2 separate regions of the Homo sapiens genome follow, and region 1 is linked to region 2. A link is an interaction called in ENCODE POLR2A ChIA-PET data of the cell type or tissue named here. Cell type or tissue: MCF 10A. All regions are shown on one strand. Each heading gives the region's core, and the rest is flanking DNA. Links, peaks and the distances in the headings are about the cores only.

Region 1 (4,413 bases), core at 212-4,211, 130 kb before region 2:
CTTTCTTTGGAGAATACCAAGTCACCAAAATTAGGAATTATACTTACAATCAACAGTGGGGAAAGAGATGACATTTTTGTTTTTCTTGTTTAGGAAAATGTAAGCTTGAAACATCCAATAGAAAATCCCTAAAAACTTCCCTGAAGACCACTTGGGTAAACATCACACATGGGAATCAATCAGGTCAACAGCAAAAGATGAATCTGTGAGCCAGCATTTCAGTCAAACCCCTGGAGGAGAATTTGGATTCCTTTGGCTCTTCGCATTAGTCACTCCAGGAGAGCAATTCACATCCCATAAATCACATTCAGACTGTGACTTGTAGGGTTGTCTAAAACTGTATTTACCCATCTTATTCCATGTGCCAGAATTAAAGAAAATCTGAGACCATCAGTGTGATAGGTATGTCTACCTGGGCCTGCTTATGTAAATAGTGAATGCAAGATGCATACATTTGTAACATGAGGATTGCATAATTGATCTGGTAATATGCTCAATTTGAGCAAACCAGATTATTTAGTTCCCTGTATCATCACAGGAATAAAGAAATGTGTCTATCAATAATATAAAGGAACATGTCAATGTTACTTTTAAACACAAGTATGGCATAAATACAAACCAATGTTGTTAAGATTCAAAATAAATGTTTGAATTACCACAGTTCTCTTAGATACACTGTCCTTTTTACAACTGCGTTTATGTCCAACTTTTTTCCCAGTATTATATATTTGTATAAGATTAAAATAAAAAGTTCTTCTAGGTATTTACATGCTATCATTTTTTCTCATTCTTATCCATGGGTATCTACTATTTAAAGCTCAATCTCTAAACCTATGAAACATAATAAGTGTAATCACTTGTTATATCTAGTCTGATTCCTGCTTTTCTCTGAAGAAAACCAACAGAATTCTTAGGCTGAAACTAAGTTTGTCAGACCTAGAATCAAATCAACTTATTTATTTTTCCAGAATCTGTTTTTATGGACTATTGATGCCAGAATACCTGAATTTCTTTCCTATATTTAGAAGAATATTATATAAAATAGCTTCAAATAGCATTTTGACTATATAATCAGAATTGTCACACTTACTTGTTAAGGCATTTGATAATATTCACTCAGCTTCTCCTAGCAGTTTACAATGTCCTGAGAGAAAGAAAAGAATAATCACAGTTCACTAGTTTTTCCTATAAATGCACAAGAATGGCTATGTGTGTGCAGGCAAGCAATCATCACAAACATAATCCACCGAAGACAATAGTAAGAAGAGATTCTGTGCTCAGTGCACACGAAAGGAAAGCGGAAAAAGGTGAACAGTGAAAATGAGAGGAGAGAAAAACAAGACCACTTTTTCCGTCTAATCACTTTTCCTGTATAGCTATGCAACTTTTTAGCCTACTTGCAATTCTTTACAGCCTTTCCTATATGATTTAATAAAAACAAGAAGTATCTCCAGCATGTAGTTGTCTATGGAGATAGATGTTTACCTGGCAGTTTCACTCTGATTTCTTTAAAAGAGACATTTTCTTAGTGCTCTTTTGCATTTCAGTTTCAGGAAATTGCCTTATTTCATGTGGCGGCTATTTGCCGTATGAGACCTGATGATAACACGATGACATGTTTTTCCCCTGCATGTCCACTGAAAGCAAATGTGATGAGTCCCATCCTGGGAAAGGCTTTGACTTCATTCCCTAAAATGTGCTTTGCACAGGCTGATCATTTGGGTGAATGATGACACAAAAATTCCATAAAAATTAAATGTTTGCTCAGGAAAAGTAAGAATGGAGAGTGAAATTTTATAAAGGATTTTAGTAAAAAACTGGTTTTGATTAATGAGATGTTTATGAATTCATTTATTCAAAAATATTTCTGAATGCCTTTCATGTTCTAGGCACTGTATTTTTCTGGTAACAAGTAAGTGAATAAAGTACATATAACCACTGCCCTGAGCTCAAAATTAAATCTAGCAGTCAGTTAATAAACAAGTAAATAAATACAAATTTAAAATTTATATTACAGTACAATTATATTTGATGAGGTTTTTTTGATAGGGTCTTGCTCTGTCTCTCAGGCTGCAGTGCAGTGTTGCAAGCACAGCTCACTGCAGCCTTGAGCTCCCAAGCTCAAGCGATCCTCCCACCTCAGCCTCCCACGTAGCTGGGACCACAGGCATGCACCAACAGGCCTGGCTACTTTTTCTTTTTTGTAGAGATGGGGTCTAGCTATCTTGGTCAGGGGCTGGGGTCAAACTTCTGTCCTCCAGCAATTCTCCCGACTCAGCCTTCCAAAGTGCTGGATTACAGTCATAAACCGCGCTTCTATTCAGAAAGTGTGGTCCTGGAAATTCCCCCAAGTGGGTTGGTATTTAAACTAGGACTCAGTGAGATGACTAAACCACCATGTGAAAATTGGGCAATATCATTCTAGGGCAAGGAAATACCATGAGCATAAATCTGGAGATAACCAAAGCTTAGCCTAAATATGGACAAGGGCCAGTGTGCTGAGAGAGAGGGAGAACTGCAGTTGGAGAATGTCATTTGGATTATGTAGAGCCTTGTAATTTATAGTAAGGTTTTTGAAATTTATACAAAACATGGATGGGTATGGAAATTATATTTCTTCATCACTAATTAGTATTTTTCCATTATTCAATACAAATTATTGAATAAAATATTATATTATTTAGTACAAACAAATAGATATTTCCTTTTATCCTGAAAAAATATGATTTCAGACCATGGAAAAGTAAGTATTGTGACAGGACTGACATGCTGAAGAATGTGGTGATGACTATGAAATGATATGGACTAAGATTAAGGAGTGGAAACAGGTTTAGATCTCGATTCATGTTTAATTTTTTAACATGATTATGTTGAACATCAATGGATTAGAAAATAAATCCTGGACTTATTAATGTATCATGATATAATGTATTACATGCTCGATGATAAAATCGTATGAGAAGCAGGATTCAGGAATTGATAATGTAGCAGAGATGGAATGGGTTTCTAATTTGGAGCTCTATACTTTGAAAAGAAGACGAAATAAGTAGAAACAAAATATTATGAATATAGCGCAACATATATGTGTCAAGAATGTTGATATGAAGAGCTGTACCATGAAATGTCTCAAATTAGGTAAAGCATTTACTAGAGTACTGAGGCGAAAGGCATGCAAGATGGGTCAATATTGTGGATAAATAAGAGTTTTCATCAAAAGCATGTTTCCAGTTATTTGTTTGCCCTCCTTTCAAAATGTTTTATTTATTTTTTAACCATTTTTCCTTCATGTCTTCCTATCCCTCAGGCTCTTTGTTTCTGAGTTCTTCCAGGAGTGTTCTAACATATCTTCACGCAGTAGTTGTTCACACAGTAGTTCGCTATTTATTATTTATTATTATTTTTGTGAGGCAGAGTCTCGCTCTGTCACCCAGGCTGGAGTGCAGTGGTGCGATCTCCGCTCACTGCAAGCTCCACCTCCCGGGTTCACGCCATTCTCCTGCCTCAGCCTCCTGAGTAGCTGGGACCACAGGAACCCGCCACCACGCCCGGCTAATTTTTTGTATTTTTAGTACAGATGGGGTTTCACCGTGTTAGCCAGGATGGCCTCGATCTCCTGACCTCATGATCTGCCCACCTCGGCCTCTCAAAGTGCTGGGATTATAGGTGTGAGCCACCGAGCCCAGCTGGTATGTCACTTCTGATATTAAGTTACAAAACATTGCACCTTCTATCTTGGTTGTTTGCTTGTTCTCTCCTGGATCACTTGCTCAGGGGAGAGTCAGCTACCATGACATGGGTAGCCCTATAAGTAGGGTCTACATAGTGAGGAACTGAGGACTCCAGCTAAGCCATATGAATGACCTTGGTAGCAGATCCCCAAACCCTAATCGAGGCTTCAGATGACCACAGTTCTGGCCACCACCTTGATGGCAACCTCATGGGAGAGCCAGAACTAGAACAACCCAGCTAAACAGCTAAACTGCTACTGGATTCTTGATTTTTATAAACTGTGTTAATTTGTAATGTTTTAAGCTGCTAATTTGGGGGAATTTTTTAGAAAACATCAATAGATAGCTCATGCAATCCCTAACATGTAGAATAATAAATAATTTTCTGTGTGTTAGAAAAGATTTCTATACCTAGAAAAGATTCTCAATAACGGCTTAAAATGTTTAATAAATAAAGTACAAACTAACTTTTTAAGCTATTCACCAAGAGCTATTTTCTTTTAGCTTAAAATATAGCTCCTCTCTCTGGAGAGCCCAAATTATGTTTAAGTATTTTTTTTTTGCAAGTTAGTAAGGATCTTCATTTGAAAGTATTCAATGCACAACTTACTTCTGATGTGAGTCCCTGACCTTCAAAATACAGATGTTGGCTGTGGGGTAAGATTTAGTTTTCAGCAGCCAGTTC
Region 2 (4,413 bases), core at 266-4,265:
AGGTTTCAGTGGTATCCATCGGTCTGCTCTATAGTATATCAGTTCTCATTTAGATCCCCATAGACATGCCCTTACCTTAAAACTTTAGTCCCATAACCTCCATAAATTTTTTCCTAAAATTGCGTCTTTCTTCTCTGAAATGTTGTAGCACTGATAATCCCTGACACCTGAAATGCTATAATAAAAGTTGGCTTTAGGGAAAAGTTACAGAGTTCACATTTAGCCATGTTGAATTTGAAATGCTTGGAGACATCCTAGTAGATATTTCTAATATTACCCTTGCATTTTAGGAGCAAACAAGGGAATCTGCATAGTTCAGGTTGTGCTAAAGCTAGAAAAAGAAATCTCCTAAATATTTATAAGCACAGGCATGCCCTCATATGCTTTACGGGTTTGAATTCACACTACTATTATAATTAGGAAAAACGCAGACTGATAAATAAATTTAAAGTTGTCTACGGTTGATACTGCACCTGCTGCCTTGCAAAGGTAATAACATATTTGCAAAAGAAGAGATACTTCATCAATCCAAGATGTTGATTTTCCGAGATAGACCCACCAAGGATGGGCTTATAGTTCAGAATTATAAGACACATAAGGAAAAAAGACACATTAGCAAAAGTTTCCAGAAAACCTACCAACAGCATTAGAACCTAAGAACTATAGATTACGGAATTATTGGAAGTAAAATATTTATGAATGTTAAAAGGTGTATCAAAACATGACAGAAGAACAAAACATCAGAAAAATACAGCAGAGTAGGTTATGTTTATAAATCTAACGTAAGAAGCTCAGAAATTGTTACTTGTGTCTTTACAACAAGAAAACACATGAAAAAACTGAGTTGCACACTTGAGAGAACTGAGGTGGCAGGATAAAGTCACCTCAAAATCTCAAGATAAAAGCAAATACAGAGAATTACAACAAGACCAGGTTACCTGGAAGAGATATCTCTAGAACTATAAATGGGACACTAATGGAAAAATATACAATATGCAAGAATAGATGAATAATGTAAACAGAGAGATGGAAACTCTAAGAAGGAATCAAAGGGAAATACTAGAATATAAAAGCACTGTAAGGGAAATAAAAAATGACTTTGATGGGCTCCTCACTTGACTAGGCATGGCCAAGAAAAGAATCAATGAGCTTGAAGATTTGTCAATATAAACATATTAAACTAATAAGCAAAAGGAGGAAAAAATGGGAAAAATGCTTATAATAGAATATCCAAGAACTGTGGGACAGTTTCAAAGAGGGTAATATATGAGTGACTGGAACATCAGAAGCAGAAATAGAGACTAGAACAGAAGAAATACTTGATGTAATAATAGCTGAGACATTTCCAAATGGAATTAAGACACTGAACCAAGATCCAGGAAGCTCAAGAAGACTGAGCCGGATACATACCAAAAATCTAAACCTAGGTATACTACATTCATACTGCAGCAAACCACAAAACAAAAATTAAATCCTAAAAGCAGCTATGGTCAGGAAGAAATTGCCTTACTTCCAGTGGAACAAGGACAATAATTAGAGTGGACTTTTCATCAGAAACCATGCAAGCAAGAAGAAAGTAGAGTTGAGTATGTTTAGTGTTCAAAGGAAAAACAACAAAATACACCAACCTAGAATTTTATATCCAACAAAATTATCCTTTAAGAGTGAATGAGAAATAAAGACTTTCTCAGACAAACTAAAATCAAGAGAATGCATTGCCAGCAGAACTACCATGCAAAATAACATTAAAAGAAATTTTTCAGGGGAGGAAGAAACTCAGGCCTACGTGAATAAAAGAAGAGCAATAGAGAAAGAATTCATGAAGGCAGTATAAAATTTTATCTTATTCTTAACTGATCTCATAGATTAATATGGATAAGTGAAATGAATGACAACAACGTTAAAGGGGATGGGAGGGCAGAATTGAGAATCATCTTTTGTATGTTATCTCCACTACCCATGAAGCAGTATAGTGTTATTTGAAGGTGTACTTAGATTAGTTATAAATGTATATTATAAGTTCTAGGAAATCATGGTTTTCTTAAAATAAGGCATATTTGGTAAAAATTGAACTTCTTAGAAGTGAACAATGTATTTGAAATATATCACAGAAATTAGAAACTAAATGGATGAGTTGAAAAAAGAAAAAAAGATTTGACACAGGTTAAAATATTTGAAGATATTCTGAAGATATAGCATAGAGGTCTGGAAAGTTGAAAAACATGAGAGAGATGTTGGACAGAATGCAGGCTGTGGCAGGGTCCAGGCTTTGCCTCTGGGGAAGGTTACACAACCTGTGGTTTAGGATGTGATCATATTTAAGAACACAAGAATTGTACAAATAGTTCCTGGGCCCTTCTGGCTGCAAAACAAATAAAAAGACAAGGCCAGGCCAGCTGAACAGATCTGAGTAGGCCCATAAATAAAGCCTTGCATACTTTGATGATAAAATCACTCAATCAAAAATTATATAGTATTAACTATACAATCATATATCTGGTAAAAATGGAAAAGTGTAGAATAATTAGAAAATACATATAAACTCATGTTATTATAGTAAAGTAACTAACATCTTCATCATGACTCCATTATGGGTTCAGCTGTATTATATCGGCAATATTTCCATCCTTCCATTTTATGACCAAGAACATGGGGTGACTGAAATGAACTATTTCTAACATAGATGAACGCATAGTATGGCAATAATTTTATGATGAAGTTCTATTTATAAGTGATCACAAAGAGCAAACAAGAAAAACATGAATGTATCAATGGGCACGTTGATGTATTTTTGTAGATTAATGCTATACTATGAATATCAAATATTTTAAAGTGCTTTGTAAGGATTTGAACTGGTACAAGAATATTAGGGAATCCAGTACTATGAAAGAGAGAAAGAAAATATGTAAAAATTTAAACAATATTTCTTTAGCCAGGCACAGTCTTCTCTGTTCTTCCATAGAAGAAAAAAACTAAGACCAGCCTATCTATCCATCAGCTGAACTCTCTAGATCACGTTACCATGATATGCTTCTGGAGAAATGACATTTGCTGGTTTGTTTTATTATCACTTCTAATTATATCTCAATCATTGTGCATTTTTAATTATATCTGAAAAAATGTATTCTCCAAAATAATACTAGAGACCTGAACTACATAATCTGCAGCAAACTTTTAAGTTAGCTTTTACATCATTTCTGTCTTAATATTTTATAGCTGAGAAGAAAAATTAGTATTTATCTCTGTGTTTGGCTCTTAAAGTGTGTTCAATTAAATGAAATGTTTGGTAAGAATGATTGCTGACTTCAAATAAATATCTTCCTCCTGCCATATTTATAAAGATATTCTTTTAAATAAATTTCTAATGATTGTTTTTATTATAGACTTCATTATCCAGAAAATGCTTAGGAGGCATTAATAGAAAAATATTTAAAAAACTGTTTTATTTACATCTGTTCATGGATTCTAGTGTATAGGTATCTGATCTATATTAGTGAGCTCTATAGACTTAAAGGATGAACCTAGTATATGGATGGGTCATGTACTTCAAGTAATGCTCAAGATATCACTTGAATGCATGATCTGTGAAAACAACCTTCCTAAAATCAAGTTGAAGAAACCCTGAATCTGGAAGTAGTGTGTAACACAACAGGAGATAAGATGGTAGACTCTGGGGTATGGTGGATTATTTTTTGGAGGAGATACTTTTGATAAAATATTTTTTGAGATGGCTTTTTATATTAAAAAATGAAAATATACTACTGACTACTGCCAGAGAACATAGTCTGAATTTGAGACAGTGAATCATACATATTTTCTTTCCAATGTACTGAAATTCATCTAGATTTTCTAAAGTTAATTCCATCATTTAAAGATAAATAGCTAATGCACGTGGGGCTTAATACCTAGGTGATGGGTTGATAGGTGCAGCAAACCATCATGGCACACGTTTACCTATGTAACAAACCTGCACTTCCTGCACAGGTATCCCAGAACTTTAAGTTAAATTAATAAATAAAATTACCAGTTAAATCTGAAGTTCAAAAAATTAATGCCAGCTCATGATGAATTCTAAGTAAGCAGACATGAGTAGAAGAAACACCGAGATTTTACCACACTGTAACAGTTTTTTTTCAGTGGCTTGGGAAACCCCAGTAGAGGAGAAAATAACTATTGTTAACAGACCTGGTTAAATATTTCAAAAAAACTAATGAATGAAATGATAATTGGGGCCACCTCCCATATGTTTCCTATGAGCAAAGGTAATCATTATTGACCATAAATTCATATTAAATAAACAAATATCAACCATATTGAAGTCTAAAGATTCTGTGGGTGCCACAAAATTAGCCAAGATGACTCACAGTGGCCCTTGACAAATAGGCTTGAATCAAAGAAACCAGGCATGTAAAT

Evidence for each region. Peaks named below come from ENCODE experiments on the same cell type or tissue, not always from the same donor. Only the 100,000 strongest peaks of a DNase experiment are listed, where the experiment ranks them.
Region 1: POLR2A ChIA-PET joins it to region 2 with 7 read pairs; 1 of 35 experiments calls an interaction of 5 or more read pairs at or near these places.

Annotation. Positions count from the first base shown.
Region 1 is chr16:76,909,086-76,913,498 of GRCh38, reverse strand. It overlaps the pseudogene LOC100128497. Among named protein-coding and RNA genes, the nearest start is that of MIR4719, 42 kb to the right of the region's middle. In MCF 10A, for the core only: no CTCF peak of the experiment used is centred there; a DNase peak (open chromatin) is centred at 2,388.
Region 2 is chr16:76,778,644-76,783,056 of GRCh38, reverse strand. No RefSeq gene overlaps it. Among named protein-coding and RNA genes, the nearest start is that of MIR4719, 88 kb to the left of the region's middle. In MCF 10A, for the core only: no CTCF peak of the experiment used is centred there; a DNase peak (open chromatin) is centred at 2,316.